2 separate regions of the Mus musculus genome follow, and region 2 is linked to region 1. The links are chromatin loops, found by intact Hi-C in ENCODE. Cell type or tissue: heart. All regions are shown on one strand.

The links. Hi-C counts contacts between places; a loop is a spot of excess contacts. Peaks named below come from ENCODE experiments on the same cell type or tissue, not always from the same donor. Only the 100,000 strongest peaks of a DNase experiment are listed, where the experiment ranks them.
Region 2: a loop joins it to region 1, with 2.0 times the contacts of the local background. A loop is called at or near these places in 4 of 42 quality-filtered maps.

What each region holds. Positions count from the first base shown.
Region 1 is chr4:117,117,694-117,125,693 of GRCm38, forward strand. It overlaps Btbd19 (BTB (POZ) domain containing 19), which reads right to left and starts at 7,965. Exons shown (of 8, transcript NM_001384196.1): 1 at 7,636-7,965; 2 at 6,246-6,447; 3 at 6,036-6,089; 4 at 4,526-4,585; 5 at 3,721-3,789; 6 at 3,505-3,636; 7 at 3,278-3,403; 8 at 1,526-3,168. The coding sequence starts at 7,721. The coding sequence ends at 3,034. It also overlaps a transcript of Tctex1d4 not described here. In heart, a CTCF peak has its summit at 3,644; DNase peaks (open chromatin) are centred at 2,888, 3,428, 7,198, 7,548 and 2 weaker places; H3K4me3 peaks cover 2,016 bases; H3K27ac peaks cover 3,257 bases.
Region 2 is chr4:116,700,022-116,708,021 of GRCm38, forward strand. It overlaps Mmachc (methylmalonic aciduria cblC type, with homocystinuria), which reads right to left. Exons shown (of 4, transcript NM_025962.3): 2 at 5,860-6,054; 3 at 4,486-4,638; 4 at 2,413-3,846. The coding sequence ends at 3,436. Among named protein-coding and RNA genes, the nearest start is that of Mmachc, 4.4 kb to the right of the region's middle. In heart, CTCF peaks have their summits at 3,968 (motif pointing right) and 7,163 (motif pointing right); a DNase peak (open chromatin) is centred at 3,980; H3K4me3 peaks cover 698 bases; H3K27ac peaks cover 427 bases.

The sequences.
Region 1 (8,000 bases):
CCGTAATATGATCTGATGCCCTCTTCTGGGGTGTCTGAAGACAGCTACAGTGTCTACCAAATAGTAAATCTTTTAAATAAATAAACGAATCTGTATGACACATTGATGGAAACTTTAGGTGGCCAAGGTTACCACAGACCAAAGAGCAGCATTTCAACCACAGATGCTGTCAGTGTCCTGGGCCCTTCTGTTGGTTAGAAACTAGGAACTTGTACATTTCAAAAGATTTGCCTAATAGTCACAAAGATGTGATGTCACCTTCGGAGGACAATAAATGGCTCTTGTGGGGGCCAAAGATGTTCCAAGATAAAATGGCTCTAGATTTGGAGCATTCCAACCGCCCCACATCATGTGGTCCTGATCACTTAATCAGCCTCGCAGAAGGCGCGGTTCCTTTCAGAAACATTGTTCACAGCTGTGTTGAAAGTTTTTACCCTGATTGCATGATCAGTGTGGTCCTGAAGAATGAAGGTGTCACTAAGCAAGTCCAGTCAGAGCTGAACCCCCAGGCACAGTCAGCCTTGGCCACTGATCTCATCTAGCCTGGGGTGAGAAGTTCCATACTTGTAAAGTCAGCTCAACCTGCGTAGCACCTAGCCCTACTTTACCTTCTGGCTTAGCAGCCTTTCACGGCTCCCTAGTCCTTAGCTTAAACTCAATCCCTTTCCAAGCTCCACTAGGGCTAGCCTCCACTGCCAAACACAGCCTTCTAAAAACACACCACACTTCTGGACAAGAATACTTCACTAATATTTGTATCACCATAACTTTGAACGTGTCATTTCTTCTGCCTAGGACCTGTTTTGTCTGTTTGTTTGTTTCTGAAACAGGGCTTCTCTGTGTAGCTTTGGGTGTTCTGGAACTCTGTAGACAAGGCTGGTCTAGAACTCAGAGATCTGCCTACCTTTACCTCCCGAGTGCTCAGATAAAAGGTGTGCACCCACCCCCATGGCCTGGCTCTACATAGAGTCTTCCTCGACTTCCTTTGTCCTAACCCCAAGCCATCCTTCAAGAAGAACTGGATGCTACTGAGTGTAGCAGCTCACACTGGTAATGTCACTGGTATCCTCGGAAGGCTGAAACAGGAGAACTGCTATGAGTTTAAGACCAGCCTGTGAGTTCAAGGCCAGCCTGGTGGATGTAGTGATTTCAACAATCAGGGCTAAACAGAGAGACCCTTTCTCAAAATCCAAGAAAATAAAAAAAGTAGCAGAGATGAGACCTGCACAAGGGGTAGTAATACGGCTCCTGTGTGGTCCGGCTACTGCCTGAGAGCTGTCCTGTGCTGCTCAGTCTAAATGGGGTGCTCTGCCCCTCTCTGAAAACAAAACAGTAACATTAGAAGCAACAATTTACCAAACCCAGACCCTAGGAGGGAAGACAGAGCTAGGTCCCAGTCAAGCAATTGTCAAGAGAACCAGGGAGAACAGTGGCTGCGGTCCAGGGTTCCACTCGGTCAGTTCTGTTTACCAACATTCCCAAAGTTGATTTACCAAACCAGAAACTTGAATGCTGACATTAAAGCTGTGTAACATCATGCTCAGTTTATTTTTTGAAACAGGTCTCACCTTGTAACTAACCTAGGCTAGCCTCAAACTGCTGATCCTCCTCCGTCCACTTCCCAAGTGCTGACATTTACCTATGTATGCCGCCATGCTATGCTTGCCTCGCAGAACACATGTCCAGAAGACAGCCTGCATGAACAAAAGCTTTCTATCCTCAAGGAAAAGGATGGGTGCTTTAAAGCAATCTGAAGACTCTCCAAGCTCCCAAAAATAATTTAGAGGCCGGGCGTGGTGGTGCACGCCTTTAATCCCAGCACTCAGGAGGCAGAGGCAGGCGGATTTCTGAGTTTGAGGCCAGCCTGGTCTACAAAGTGAGTTCCAGGACAGCCAGGGCTACACAGAGAAACCCTGTCTCAAAAAAACCAAAAAAATAAAATAAAATAAAATAATAATAATTTCAAAAGCCTTTTCATCACAATACAGCAAAGCTAATGGAAGCGCAGTATTAGTACAGATTAGTACATGGCTTCTAAAGTTGATGTAAAGGAAGCAAAAGCATGGAACAGGCAAGCAAGCAGCAAATTACTTTCAGTGTTCATGATCCAAAGAAGGGTGCCAGGAGTGGTCCCACTGGGCAGCCACCTTTTCCATCTTGACAGAATACAAATATTCATCTTTAATTCATAAGCAATATATTTTTATGTAAAGCCAGAATTAGGAGCGATAGTACACGCCTTTAATCTCTGTACCAGGGAGGCAGAGGCAGTCGGAGCGCAGTGAGTTCAAAGCTAGTCTGTCCTAAATAGCTCTAGGTCAGATGGGGTTACAGTGAGAGATTGTCGACAACCCATCCCACCCCCCAATAATTCTGGAACTCCCAAACGCAGAGTTTAGGATTGCTAAATCTCAAGGAAATTTTGTAGGCTGTCCTGGAAAGCAGTATGGACGTTAAAGGGCTCAGGAGGAAAAGCTTGACAATCAAAGCGATGGGACCATCATAGGGATGGATACTGTCCCCTGACAGAGAAAGGAGTGAGGGGCACTGGCTAGGGTAACAGCAGAAGAGACCCTAGAAGGGAGAAAAGGCATGAGGTAGGCAAGAATGAGGTCCGGGTTCCAGATCCGCACAAAAGATTAACACTATTTCCAGGGTTGGGAAAGATGGTGAGAAGCTCGAATTTGCGCTGAGCCTGAAGCTGATTTGTTAAAGAGGATGAGCTACATAGAGATCGCGTCATCCGAGTAGAGGGGCGTAGAGGAATGATCGACTTGCAGAATGCCGCATGAGCTTATGCAACAAAGGCCACCCTCGTTTCCGGTCTCAGGACATCACCCAAGCCACAACTTTGGGCCCATTGCGCAATCCCTACTCTTCCACAGAGGCTTAGGTTTCACTCTAGACGCAGAGCGGTCCTTCCCGTATCCGGCGGCTGAGCTTGCTGGGAGCGGAAGCCCACCTCCAACGCAGAGCACCTCGGGAGCTGTAGTTTGGGATGTAGTCAACTTCCTGGGAAGGTCCGGAAGTGGATCATTTGAAACGAAGGTCCAGAAAGCGATGGTGATCCCGGGGCCGGGTACCCCTCCGCCGGCGGCACGGCGCGCTCCGGGCCGCATCTCCTCTCCGTAGGGCGTGACACTTCCATGCCTCCACAATCTGTTCAACCTGTAGGGGAAAGCGGGTCACCACGCAGACCGAAGTCCCAAGCCTCCCGCCCTTGCTCCTCGTTCCCACGTGGCAGAGTGGATCTGAGTTTGGTTACTGGCGTCCGCACCGGGATGAGCGGTTCCCGTCGGTTCTGCTCTTCCAGGGCGCTTAGCTCCGCCGGGGCAAGCAAAGCCAGTCTCAGCTCTCGGACCACTGGAGCTGCCACCTCAGCCACGGGTTGCTCTAACACCGCCTGTGGAAGCGAGCCTTGAGCACGTGCCTGCTGCCCGCTTACAGAGTTCCCGTGGCCTGCACCGTTTCGGTGTCCTCGCCCTCCCCCCAGGTCCCACTCACGGCGCCCACGCGTGCCCAGCTTCGGGCTGCCTGGACTAGCTCAGTCTCATCCACGCAGAGCTTGTCACTGCGTAGCACAGGCAGCAGCGCGGTGGCGGACAGCTCCAGAAAGCCACGGGTGCGGAGCGCCTCCTATGGGCCGGTGTGTCGGTCAGGGCAGAGAAAAAATGGCATGGGGGGGCTACAAGTTACAAGTATAAGGATGGGGAGTTGTACCTGGCTGTGAGCTTCTATAAAGGCTATGCACCGCTCCTGTAGTGACCCCAGGCCAAAGGTTACAGCAACCTGAGAGCAGAGTATGATTAGGCTAGAGACTGAAGAAGCTGGATAACCCAGATTTGCACACAAGGTACTGCCACTGAGCACAATCTAAACAGAAGGCTAGCAGCACCTGCAGTGTCTCCTGAAAGTAGGCAAAGTGCCTTGTGCAGAGCACACAGGTGTGGGGTAGAGGAGACCATGTTCAGGTCTTTCAAACTCCATCTTTGAGCCCAAGCTTGGCTTCTAAACTCCACACCCCCACCTTTCTACTATCCATGTTTAGAATTGTTTTGTTGTTGTTTTTCAAGACAGAGTTTCTCTAGGTAACCTTGGTTGTCATGGAACTCACTCTGTAGTCCAAGCTGGCCTTGAACTCAGAGATCTACCTGCCTCTGCTTGGATTAAAGGCATGCACCACCATCTTTCAACCTCTTTTTTCCCACTCTTAATAGATCACTATGTAGCCCTGGCAGGTCTCGAACTCTGGCTTCTGCTTTCCAAGTACTGGAGTTAAAGGTGTGTGTCATCACACCTGCCTTTCCCAGCCTATTCGTCCTACATATGACCTTACTGATATACTCTGTACCCTACAGATCTGAGCACAGGCAGAATTTCTTTCATAAGCATATCCTTGAGCACATATTGTTCTTTAACAGACAGACCAGTCCGGGCTTCTGACGGAGGAGGCCATTCTATAGGCCATTGGAGGACCACATTCTAAACATCAGATTCATCCACAGGGCTGCTCATCAGTACTCACCTGCAGAGCCTCACAGACCAGCTCCACATCCAACACCTTCACCACAAACTCCAGGCAGAGCTGGGGACAGAAATGAAGCGACCTGTGTGCCGGTGTCAAGACTCCAAGTCCTATCCCAGAAACAATGGAGCTTGGAGCAATGACTCATTCAGACTCCCAGCAGCCCCAGCGCCACCTTGAGCGCCCAGATTTGGAAAACAGATGCAATTGTTCAGACCTGTAATTTAGCAAGCCCAGAGGGCCTGGAGGCCAGCAAAGCACCTTCTGGTACACTTGTCTCTGGTAAAACTCATCCAAAAACTCCAGTCTCTTCCTCCAAAAAGGCACTGGGCAGTGCCAGCTGTCCCTTCTCAGGGCCACCTACCTCTTGTGGACTGCCATTTCCTCCTCGGCCACACCCTCTGGATTTCTGCACTGATCTGACAGGCCCTTTCCTTTCCCTCTTCTCTCAGTCCCTTTCCCTTGCCAAAAACTTTCAATGAATCTCCACTATCCTTGCGTCAAAAGTCCAGGGAAGGAAGAGTTGAGACAGGGTCTTGCTGTGTAGCCCTGGCTGGCTTAGAACTCACTCTGTGGACAAGGTTAGCCCTGAGCTTAGAATTATCCTCCTCTATTCTGCCTACTGGGTGCTGGATATATAGGTACATACCACCACCACACCTGGCTGGTGCTAGGAATTAAACCCAGAGCCTATAGTATGCTAGGCAAGTGCTCTGCCACTGACCTACACTCCCAGCCTAAAGCCCCGATTCTTTTTTTTTTTTTTTTCCTTTTTTTGGACAGAGTTTCTCTGTGTAGCCCTGGCTGTCCTGGAACTCACTCTGTAGATCAGGCTGGCCTTGAACTCAGAAATCTGCCTGCCTCTGCCTCCCAAGTGCTGGGATTAAAGGCGGGCACCACCAACGCCCGGCAAGTCCCGATTCTTGAAGCACCTGTGTGAATCAGCTTCCTGGTACCCTTCCCAGCTCACCCCACACCCAAGTTCCCAGTCCACCACACAGCTAAGGAGTTCCTTGAGTGTCCTGTGACTGTAATGTCATCTTCCCACCCCTGAACAAAACCCTATTTGTTCTTCCAGCTCTGACACAAAGGTTTCCTTCTCCAAGAATCTCTCTCCACACATCAGCTGTTTGCCCATCACACTTAGACCCCTACTTTTAAGTCTAGGGTTTTGAGACTCTTACTCTGTAGCTCAGGCTAGCCTGGAACTCCTTAGGTAGTTCAGGCTGGCCTTAACCTTGCCATCCTCCCTAAGCCAGAAGCACAAAGCCTCCATATATGTTAAGCATTTTCATGTCTCTCCTTCCATTCAATCATGGGCCAAAGCCAATTCACCGTTGCACTGAAGAACCAGCCATAAATACTTCCTGTGCTCACTCAGCACACACTGAGCATGTACAGATCCTGTGTACACAGAGAGCTATCATACTCTGTGTGAGAAGGTCAGACTATGAAGGAGACGATGAACTGAAAGGCAAGGGAGACAAGATGGCTTGCCTGAGACACTCACCTCTCGAAGTTCCTCCAGCCCATATTCCACAGCTGTTGTCAGCACCTCCAGCACCTGCGGGGGGGGGGGGGGGGCGAGGAGGGAGAGGGGAGTGGCTGAGGGAGCAGAAGGGAGTTTCCCCCACCCCTCAACCCACAGCATAATGGGCATCCTTCTGACTCGGGCATCCTCATCTTCTCTCCCACCCAGACCTCTGCTTGGTAGGCTCACAGAGTGTTGGTGCAGCTTGACACTGTTGGTGTATAGGAACTCCAGCACAGCTAAGAAGGCTTCGGCAGGCACAGTGCTTAGCACCACAGGACTAGGTACCCCAGGGCCCAAAAGTCTCTGGAAGAAGTTACATCTACAGGCCAACAAGCACCGGTGGGCAAATACCTCTTGCCGTTCTTGACCAACCACAAAGCAAATATCACTGTGGAAGAGAGGGAGGGCCAGGGGAGGGGATCTCAGACCTAGATCACACTGTTGGCTTTACCTCTGTCACACTAGGGCTTCTTTTTGTGTGAGGTCAAAGCCTACATCTGGAAGACACAAGCCTGTGCTCTAGTCTCAGTTCCACTCGGTGACTTTATATCTTTGACTCTAAGACTTTTCAGCCATGATGGCAGGTCTCAAGGGAGTGGACTATGCTTGGTTCACAGGGGGCGGGGGGATGGGGGGGTAGGGGGATAGCAGAGCTCATGCAAGCCAGGTTGATGTCTCCCCAGTCTGAATCTTGGGGGAGAGGACACTCCTCTTGGGACGCCTTCACCAAATGCCAACTCAGCATTTTTACCCTTCTTCCTGTGGGAGGGTGTGAGGATGTGGGGTACAGAGCACACTGACTGCAGACAGACATGACAGTGATCACCATCATGAGGTGAGACCACATTTTCCATCTTCATAATCACTTCCGGCCCCAGCCTCTGTGTTAAGTAGGGGTAGGAGGCAGCAGCGAGCGCTTCAGCTTCCAAAGCCTCCTGCCTAAGGCTCCACTCTTCAGGCCAGACTGTGGCACCCTGTCCTCAAAAAACCGAGAATTATGGCAGTCTTAACCCTGGGGAGCAGGGCAGCCTCTGAGAGTCTGGGGATGGGAAACAGAGTTCTTGTCTCCCATGACCAGCCCTGCCCCCAGTGAACTCTATTCCTGGTTTCAGACAGCACTAGTCTCTTGGGCAAGCAGTGGGTGGTCGGAAACCTTGAACTACTTCCTGTCTGGGTCTCCGGCTCGATCCTTTGGGCTTCGTTCCTCTTATGAATCGCTAGAGCCATCCATACCTCTGTCTCTTCAAGATAAGACGTTCCAGTGCTCAGTCGAAAGCCCAATGGGGGTGAATCAAATCATAACCCATCTTTCAGGGCCGAGGGGGTGGAGGAGAAGCCAGAGAACTCAGGCATTGCCTGAGTTCACACAGCTGCCCTCCCTTCTATCTGCCACTACCCCCGCCTCTGACTCTCAGGGTAGTGTGGCCACAGACAAGTAAATTTCCTCTATAGCTGACTTCCTCACAGACTGAGTTCCCCAGGGAGGCCAAGTGTTCTTTCCCGGGCTTCCTTGCCCTTAGCCTCCTCAAATTCACAGGCCAGCTAGGGAAAACCCCCCAGGGGGCCACTGCCTCACCTGTACTGGGGGTTGTTGATGAGGCTTCGAAGTGCTGTGGAAAAGGGTGCAGCCTGCCCACGTACCACCAGTCCTGGGTTCTCCATAAGTGCAGTGGGCAGTAGGTTAAAGGGTGGAACAGTCTAGAAGGCCTAGCCAGGCCAAGAAAGACCTGAGAGGGAGGGCAGGAGCTGGAGGCCTGTTTGCCGAGGAGCTAAAATATAGGAGCAGAAAGGCCCAGGTCCTTAAAGAAGGCCTGAGGTTCAGGAAAGGGATGCAGATGCAGACAGGACCCAGAGAAGAAGCTGGGGCTAGAAAGGCCTATGATCCCGGGAGAGGCTGGTGGTGGATGAGGCCCAGGTTGGGAATCTGCCCAGGCAGCAGCT
Region 2 (8,000 bases), 420 kb before region 1:
TTTTTTTTTTTTTAAATGGGAGTTCCATGGAGTAAATTGCTTCCTCACAAGCATGTCACAGCTGAACTATCTCCAAAGCCCCTGTTTTTCTTAGAAAATTGGGTTTGAAAGGTTGAAAGGTGCCTCAGGTCTGGAGACAAAGCTTTTGGTAGAGTGCTTGCCTGGTATTCTGTTTTACTTGTTGCTGAACACAGCAACTAAAAAGTATCTGGCTTATACTTCCTGGTCACAGTCATACCTGAGGTAAAGTCAGGGTAGGACTTCAAGGAGGAACTGAAGCAGAAAATGTCCCACAGACCACTCTAATCTTGGAAATGTTTAAATTGAGGTTTCTTCTCCTGGGTGAATGAATAAATGAAAAAAAAATACTGTCAAGTTGACAGAAGTTAACTATTACGTTTAGTGTGCACAAGCCTTGTTATAACCCTATTGCCATGTAAACAAGGTGTGATAGTACACACCTGTAATCTCAGTACTAGTGAACTGAAGGCAAAAGGATCAGAGGTTCACCTGTGTGATGCATTAGGCCTGGTCTTTAAAGGGAAAAAAAGGCTTCAGTACACATACCCACACAGAAGAAAGTTTTTAGTTTAACAATATTTTAGATTGAAAAGCAGACCCAAGCCCTGCTGTCCTCTCAGCCATTGCACTGCAGTTCATGTTTGCTGGGTTATAGGCAAGTCTGGGAAAGATTTATTTGAGCTGTTTAGTGCTGGGAGGGTTGCATGGAACAGAATTTTTGCTTCTTAGGATAAATGCCTAGTGTCTGTCTGCTCTGCAAAATAAATAGGACTTGGCCAATAAGAAGTTCATTGGGTATCTTAGAGTTTTATTGCTGTTAAGAGACTCTGACCATGGCAACTCTAAAAAAGGAGAACATTTAATTGGGGCTGGCTTATAGTCATTATTTAGTCCATTATGGTGAGAAACATGGCACAGTACAGGAAGATATGGTGCTGGCTAAGGAGTTGTGAGTTCTAAGCAGAAAAAGATGTGTGTGCCACACTGGGTGTGGTTTGAGTATAGGACACCTCAAAGCCTGTTCCCACAGTGACACTTCACACCAAGACCACACTTACTGACAGTGCAATTACCTATGGCCGAGCAGTCAAAAACAGTCTAGGGACTGTGCCTACTCAAACCACCACATTAAAGATACTTGCCACATGGTGGAAGAAGAGACAATTGACTCCTTCCTACAAGTTGTCCTCTGACTTCATAAATGCACTGTGATATGCCTCTCTCCCACAAATATGAATGTAATCTAGGAGGAAAAAGGAATGACCACTGGGCCTGTCAAGTTTTAATCTCATAGATGAGTGCTAGATTAGGCTACATGGTAACACTTCGCTTGTTTGTAGACCAGAAGAATGTGTCTGACCTTTTGGGGCTGGAATGAGAAGCAGTTGTGAGCCACCTGATGAGGCAGTCTTAATTGAACTGGGTGCTTACTGAGCTTTGCTGGCCAATAAGCTCCAATAATTGTCCCCTTGTTCCCAGCAACCAAAGTATGGAACATTGGAGTTCTGGGCAGGGCACAGCAAAGTGCTTGAAAAAGTTATTAGGGCTTCTTTTTCCCTTTTGCCACTACATTTTTATATCACGGAATAAGTAACACTAACCTTGGAAATGTTACACCTACCAGTTTTCAGGATGCATTTTTAAGATTTACTATATACATGTTATATACATGTCATGTATACACATGGTCTCCCCGCACATATACCTGCGGGCCAGAAGACAGCACCAGGTCACATCATGTGATTGCTGGGAATCACTCAGGACTTCTACAAGAGTATCCAGTGCCCTTAACCTCTCTCCTTCCTGGGTGTAATTTCTTTCTTTCTTTTTTTTTTTTTTTAATAATTTATTTTAGTTTTTATTAGATATTTTTTTTCCATTTTTTATTAGGTATTTAACTCATTTACATTTCCAATGCTATACCAAAAGTCTCCCATATCCACCCACCCCCACTCCCCTGCCCACCCACTCCCCCTTTTTGGCCCTGGTGTTCCCCTGTACTGGGGCATATAAAGTTTGCAAGTCCAATGGGCCTCTCTTTCCAGTGATGGCCGACTAGGCCATCTTTTGATATATATGCAGCTAGAGTCAAGAGCTCCGGGGTACTGGTTAGTTCATAATGTTGTTCCACCTATAGGGTTGCAGATCCCTTAATACCCTCAGTAGTTTGCTTCTCCCTCCCTGTTGCAGGGTTTGGAGGGCGGGGGTGGATTCCTGTTCAAGGAAACATGATTGAGTCTGAGACTGGTCTGTCTCCTGTTTTAGTTTTCAACAAGTAAAAACAGCACATTACAATTTACCAACTAACCTCCCTGGACCCTGGGAGTGAAATTTGAAATATCAGAATTGGGAAACTATCTCTGGAATCAACAAACAGGCAAACAAAGTTGGTGGCTTTGGATATGATTGTATTCAACTACTTGTATTTTAGCTGTGATGAGAGAATATTCCTTTCTGATCCTGTAAAGTCAGGAAGTTTCTTCTGGATTCTTGGTTAGGGTTGACAAAATAATCCTATGACATCATGTCCTTCCAACATTCCAGAATTCAAAGTACATCTATTTGAGCATAAGTATAAGATTGCCTGAGCCTTTAGTAATAGCACACTGTAGGTCGGGGCAGTTTCAATGTAGTTTACTTAAATATTAATTCAGCATAGCTCAATGTGGTGGGTACCCCTAGGAGCTGCTAAATCTGTGATTCTCAGCCCCCAGGGGTTGTTGAACAACCCTTTCACTGGATTCCCTAAGACAATTGATTCATAACTAGCAAAATTATTAGGTAGCAACAAAAATAATTTTATGGTTGCGGTCACTACAACATGAGGAACTGCATTAAATGATAGCAGCTTTAGGAACGAACAGTGAGAACCATGGTTCTTAAATAGTATCTTAAGAGTACTACACAAAGCCGGGCTTGGTAGTGCACGCCTTTAATCCCAGCACTCGGGAGGCAGAGGCAGGTGGATTTCTGAGTTTGAGGCCAGCCTGGTCAACAGAGTGAGTTCCAGGACAGCCAGGGCTACACAGAGAAACCCTGTCTTGAAAAAACAAAAAACAAAAACAAAAAAATAGTAATGGGCATGAGTCTAATATTTGAAGTCAACTGCTGATTTTTGAGTCTGCCTTGGCATATGATTTATCTTGACCAATGTAAATTGAGTCTTGACTGTCTGAAGCACTATTATCAGGAAATCCTACCTAAAATAAAATGGTTTTTCCACAGTGCAAAAAATCAGCACTCTGGAGAAGACAGAGGCAGATGGATCTCTCTTAGCTTGAGGCCAACCTGGTCTGAGCTACATAGAGGAACCTTGTCTCAAAAAAACTAAAAAAGGAGAAAGTGTTTTTTTCAAAACCCAAATCCTACTTAAAATAAATCTACTATGAGTGGGATCCTGAAGGGGAAAAGTTATCAAGGGCCTGGGGATACAGGTGGTGAGACACTTGGACTCAGCCAGCTTCGAGCTCTCCTGGAATTCTGAGGTTTAGTAAGCAAGGAAAGAGGAAGCTCAGATGTAGTGCTAGGGTGTTCTGAGGGTTGGGCTAAGCCTAATAGGGCCAAGCGTTGGGCAGGTGGGGTGGAAAAGTAGATCTTCTGTTCTTCGGAGTACCGTTCTTCAGGAGTCACAGCATCACGGTAAGTCCAGTCCCGCCAATGGAAATTGAAACCTTCAAGCAGAGTGATGCGGCCAGCTCTTGTAGGCACACAGTCAGGGGGCTTTCTGGGTGGCAAATTTGGCACTTCAATCCCTGGCAGCAACATAACCCCTCGGATGGCAAACCAGCCCCCAAATCGGGGGTGTATGCACACACCTGCTATGTGCTGGGGAGAGGACAAAGAAAAAGCAGGGTTACAGAGGTCATTTTGACACTAGGTTCAACGACTATTGGAAACTTTTTATCCCCCAAGTATGGGTATGAGTGTTTTGCTTGCATGCAAGCAGTACCCACAGCGGCCAGCAGAGGGTGTCAATCTAAAAACGAGTTGCAGATGGTTCTGAGCAGCCACGTGAGTGCTTGGGATTGAACATGGTTCATACAAAAGCAACAAATGTTCCTAATCTTTTTCTAATTCTTTCCCACTCAGTGCACACTCATTCCATGCAGAAGGCTCTGTCCCTTCTATTAAATTAAGAAATCTAGGGCTGGAGAGATGGCTCAGTGGTGAAGAGCACTGACTGCTCTTCTGAAGGTCCTGAGTTCAAATCCCAGCAACCACATGGTGGCTCACAACCATCTGTAACGAGAACTGATGCCCTCTTCTGGTGTGTCTGAAGATAGCTACAGTGTACTTACATACAATAAATAAATAAATCTTTAAAAAAAAAATCTAGCCGGGCAGTGGTGGGGCACACCTTTAATCTCAGCACTTATACAGACCTTATATTGTAGGGGATCCTTTAGGAGCCTTTACTATCCTTTCCCTTGGTCCCCACCCACTCATTCACATTCACTCTCTAACCTGGGTCCCCCATGGGTCTGCATCCACATCTTGTCGTTGGTAGTAATAAGCAGCACCTGCCACATGGGCTGCTGTCTGGGCGAGAATCTTAGGTCGCCGATTGGGGTGTACCTCATAGTCAGCAATGACTTCCATATGCACTTCTGGAAACTTCTGGAACAGAATACAGGGCGCTTGTTAGCATGATGGGAGTCATGATTTTGTTCTAAGTCCTAAGTTATGTATTAATATGCCTTCTGTTTTTATAAGCCCAAGGGGATTTTTTTGTTTGTTTGTTTGTTTGTGTGTGTGTGTGACCGGGTCAGAATGACCTTGAACATGCTTTATATATCTAAAGATGATCATGAATTCCTGATTCTCCTGCCTCTATCTCTCTACTGCTGGAATTCACCATTAAATGTCTGTTTGAAGGAAAAACAACTTTAACCTAAGGAGCTACAAAGTGAAGGATTTTAGAGTTTCTCTGCCCCCTCAGAAGGGCCTGTGCTTGAAAGGAAATATAAAAGCCTTGCTCAGAAGCCTCCATTATAGGAGTTATTGAGTTGTCTGTGGCAATTCTAGAGTGGAAAGACCTAGAATGTATATGTAAAGATTTATGTGTATATAAATGAGTACAGGCTGGGAAATAGTCTTCTGCCTTCAAAGGCTCCACAGACAGCATAGAACCCAATGACTAAAGTCAATGACCAATGACTAAAGATGTTGGATTACTAATATTCCAACATCTTTAAGATTAAGACTAGAGGGGCTGGTGAGATGGCTCAGTGGGTAAGAGCACCCGACTGTTCTTCCGAAGGTCAGGAGTTCAAATCCCAGCAACCACATGGTGGCTCACAACCATCCATAATGAGATCTGACTCCCTCTTCTGGAGTGTCTGAGGACAGCCGCAGTGTACCTACATATAATAAATAAATAAAAACAAAGGAAAAAAAAGATTTGTAAAAAGATTAAGACTAGAGGTTCCTCTAGTTGTCTATCAGTGTAGTCACCCTACGAAACTGATTTCAGATGGGGAGTCTGCTAAAGGAAAGGGTAAAACCTGGGTGTAAGAAGTTGCAGAATAGGGGGCTGGTGAGATGGCTCAGTGGGTAAGAGCACCCGACTGCTCTTCCGAAGGTCCGGAGTTCAAATCCCAGCAACCACATGGTGGCTCACAACCATCTGTAACAAGATCTGACCCCCTCTTCTGGAGTGTCTGAAGACAGCTACAGTGTACTTACATATAATAAATAAATAAATCTTTAAAAAAAAAAAAAAAAAAAAAGAAGTTGCAGAATGTCAGGGCTCCTAGCCCTAAGGCTAGATTGTGCCCTAAGCTAGGTCAACAGGGAAGCAGATGTGGATTTGGGAGTTGAAGGAAAGTTCCACATTACCTCTGTAACACTCCTCAGGTGGTAGGACACACATTGATCCACCGGGTCTCTCAGTGTTTGGAAGTGGCAGCTCTTTAAGAAGGGTTTGAGGGCTCTGTCAAACATAGCAGGTGTGCTGAGTACCAGGAAGGCCAGGGTAGGTCCTGGGAAGGGCAAGTGGAAGGCTGGAGGCAGGAGTTCATTGTACCACGCCACCTGGAACACAGAAAGCTCAGGCAGTTGGATCTCTGAGTTTGAGAACAGTCTGGTTTACAGAGCAAGTTCCAGGACAGCCAGGGATACACAGAGAAGCCCTGTCTTTTTTTTTTTTTTTTTTTTTTTTTTGGGGGGGGGGTGGGGAGAATTAAAAAAAGAAAAAAGAAAAAGAAAGAAAGAAGCTGGGCGTGGTGGCGCACGCCTTTAATCCCAGCACTTGGGAGGCAGAGGCAGGTGGATTTCTGAGTTCAAGGCCAGCCTGGTCTACAGAGTGAGTTCCAGGACAGCCAGGGCTACACAGAGAAACCCTGTCTCGAAAAAACAAAACAAAAAAAGAACCCCATCCCCCCGCCCCTCTCCCCCACCAAAAAAAAAAAAAAAGGAAAGAAAAAAAGAAGGAAATGCACTAGGGGAAGGCTTGAGAGATTAGTAGGAGAGAGGTTGGGCCTGGCCTTACATATCAACTTAAAAACTATGGCACCAACTTGGTGAAGATGAGGAGTCATTTAACCCTTAAAAGAATAAAGTGACCAATAATTGCATTACTAAGATCTGGTTGCGCTGTAGAGAATGGATTGGAGCCAAGATGGCAGCAAGGAGATTATAATAATTCATATGTGAGAAGTGTTCTGGGATATAGGATAGGTTGGTGGGCTAAAAACAACAACCTGTGTTTGGAAGATTCAGGTGATATTCATGGTGGCTGTTGGATATAGGACTGGAAAGGTGAGTAGCAAGACCTTAGGAGACAGGCGGGGCTAACTCTGCTCAGTATAATAGTTCCTATTATCCAGACTAGACACACACAAGTTTAAAATAAGATGGGGTCTCACTATAGCTCTGGCTGACCTGGAGCTTGCTATGTATATCAGGCTGGTCTGGAAGACTCGGCCTCCTGAGTGCTGGGGTCAAAGGCTTCAGCCACCATGCCTCACATTCACATAGGCACTTCTATTCTTTCCCATATCTGCCTTCCATCACTACCTTCCATCACTGCCTCCAAATTCTGACTTTTAAAAAAAGATTTAGTTACTTATTTTATGTATGTGAGTACACTGTAGCTGTCTTCAGACACACCAGAAGAGGGCATCAGATCCCATTACAGATGGTTGTGAGCCACCATGTGGATGCTGGGATTTGAACTCAGAATCTCTGGAAGAGCAGTCAGTGCTCTTAACTGCTGAGCTCTCTTTCCAGTCCCAATCTGACTCTAGAATGTACATAATTCTCCTCTCCTTTCAATCCATCTTTTCATATACATTTCTCTGTTTTTGTGCTGGTGACTGAGATTTGCAAATGCTAAGCCAGCACTCTAGCTAGCTAGCCATCCACCTATCAGATAAATTTCTGATAGATGGATAGATAGATATACATCTCACTTAGTTTTATAGCCTCAGCTTTCAATTTTGTTTTTGCCTCATTACTAGGAATTGAACCCAAGACCTCAAGCATGGCTTTCAAACTAGACTTAACTTCTCAATAGTATCTTCTTACAAGTCTTCCCCTGGAAAGCTCAATGGCCTAGGAATCTTAAGATAGGCCAAAGGACACAGGCGGATTTTAGTTTGTGTCTTAAACATAATTTTGTTCACTCAGCACTGTGGGAGGAAAGTGTGGAATAGGGCGGGGCTGGGTGGGGTGGAGAGGGACTGTGGTTACAGAGACTTCTGTACCAGGCGAGCGTGAGGAATTTCTATGCTCAGTCCCGTATTGATGGCAAGCAACACCATGAATTAGCCTTCTGTTGGCTGGCCGAACAAACTAGCCAATTGTCTCTTGTTCAACATTAGGAATACTCTTCTCTCTTCATCTGATCGAGTACACTGTCACACCAACCTTCCAAGTTTTGACCTCTTCTAATTCCTTTGGAAGAATCTGATGATCCCGCCCACACCGGGAGACCGTTTTCTGGTAAATTATAATGATGACAGGTTAGGGGATCTTGG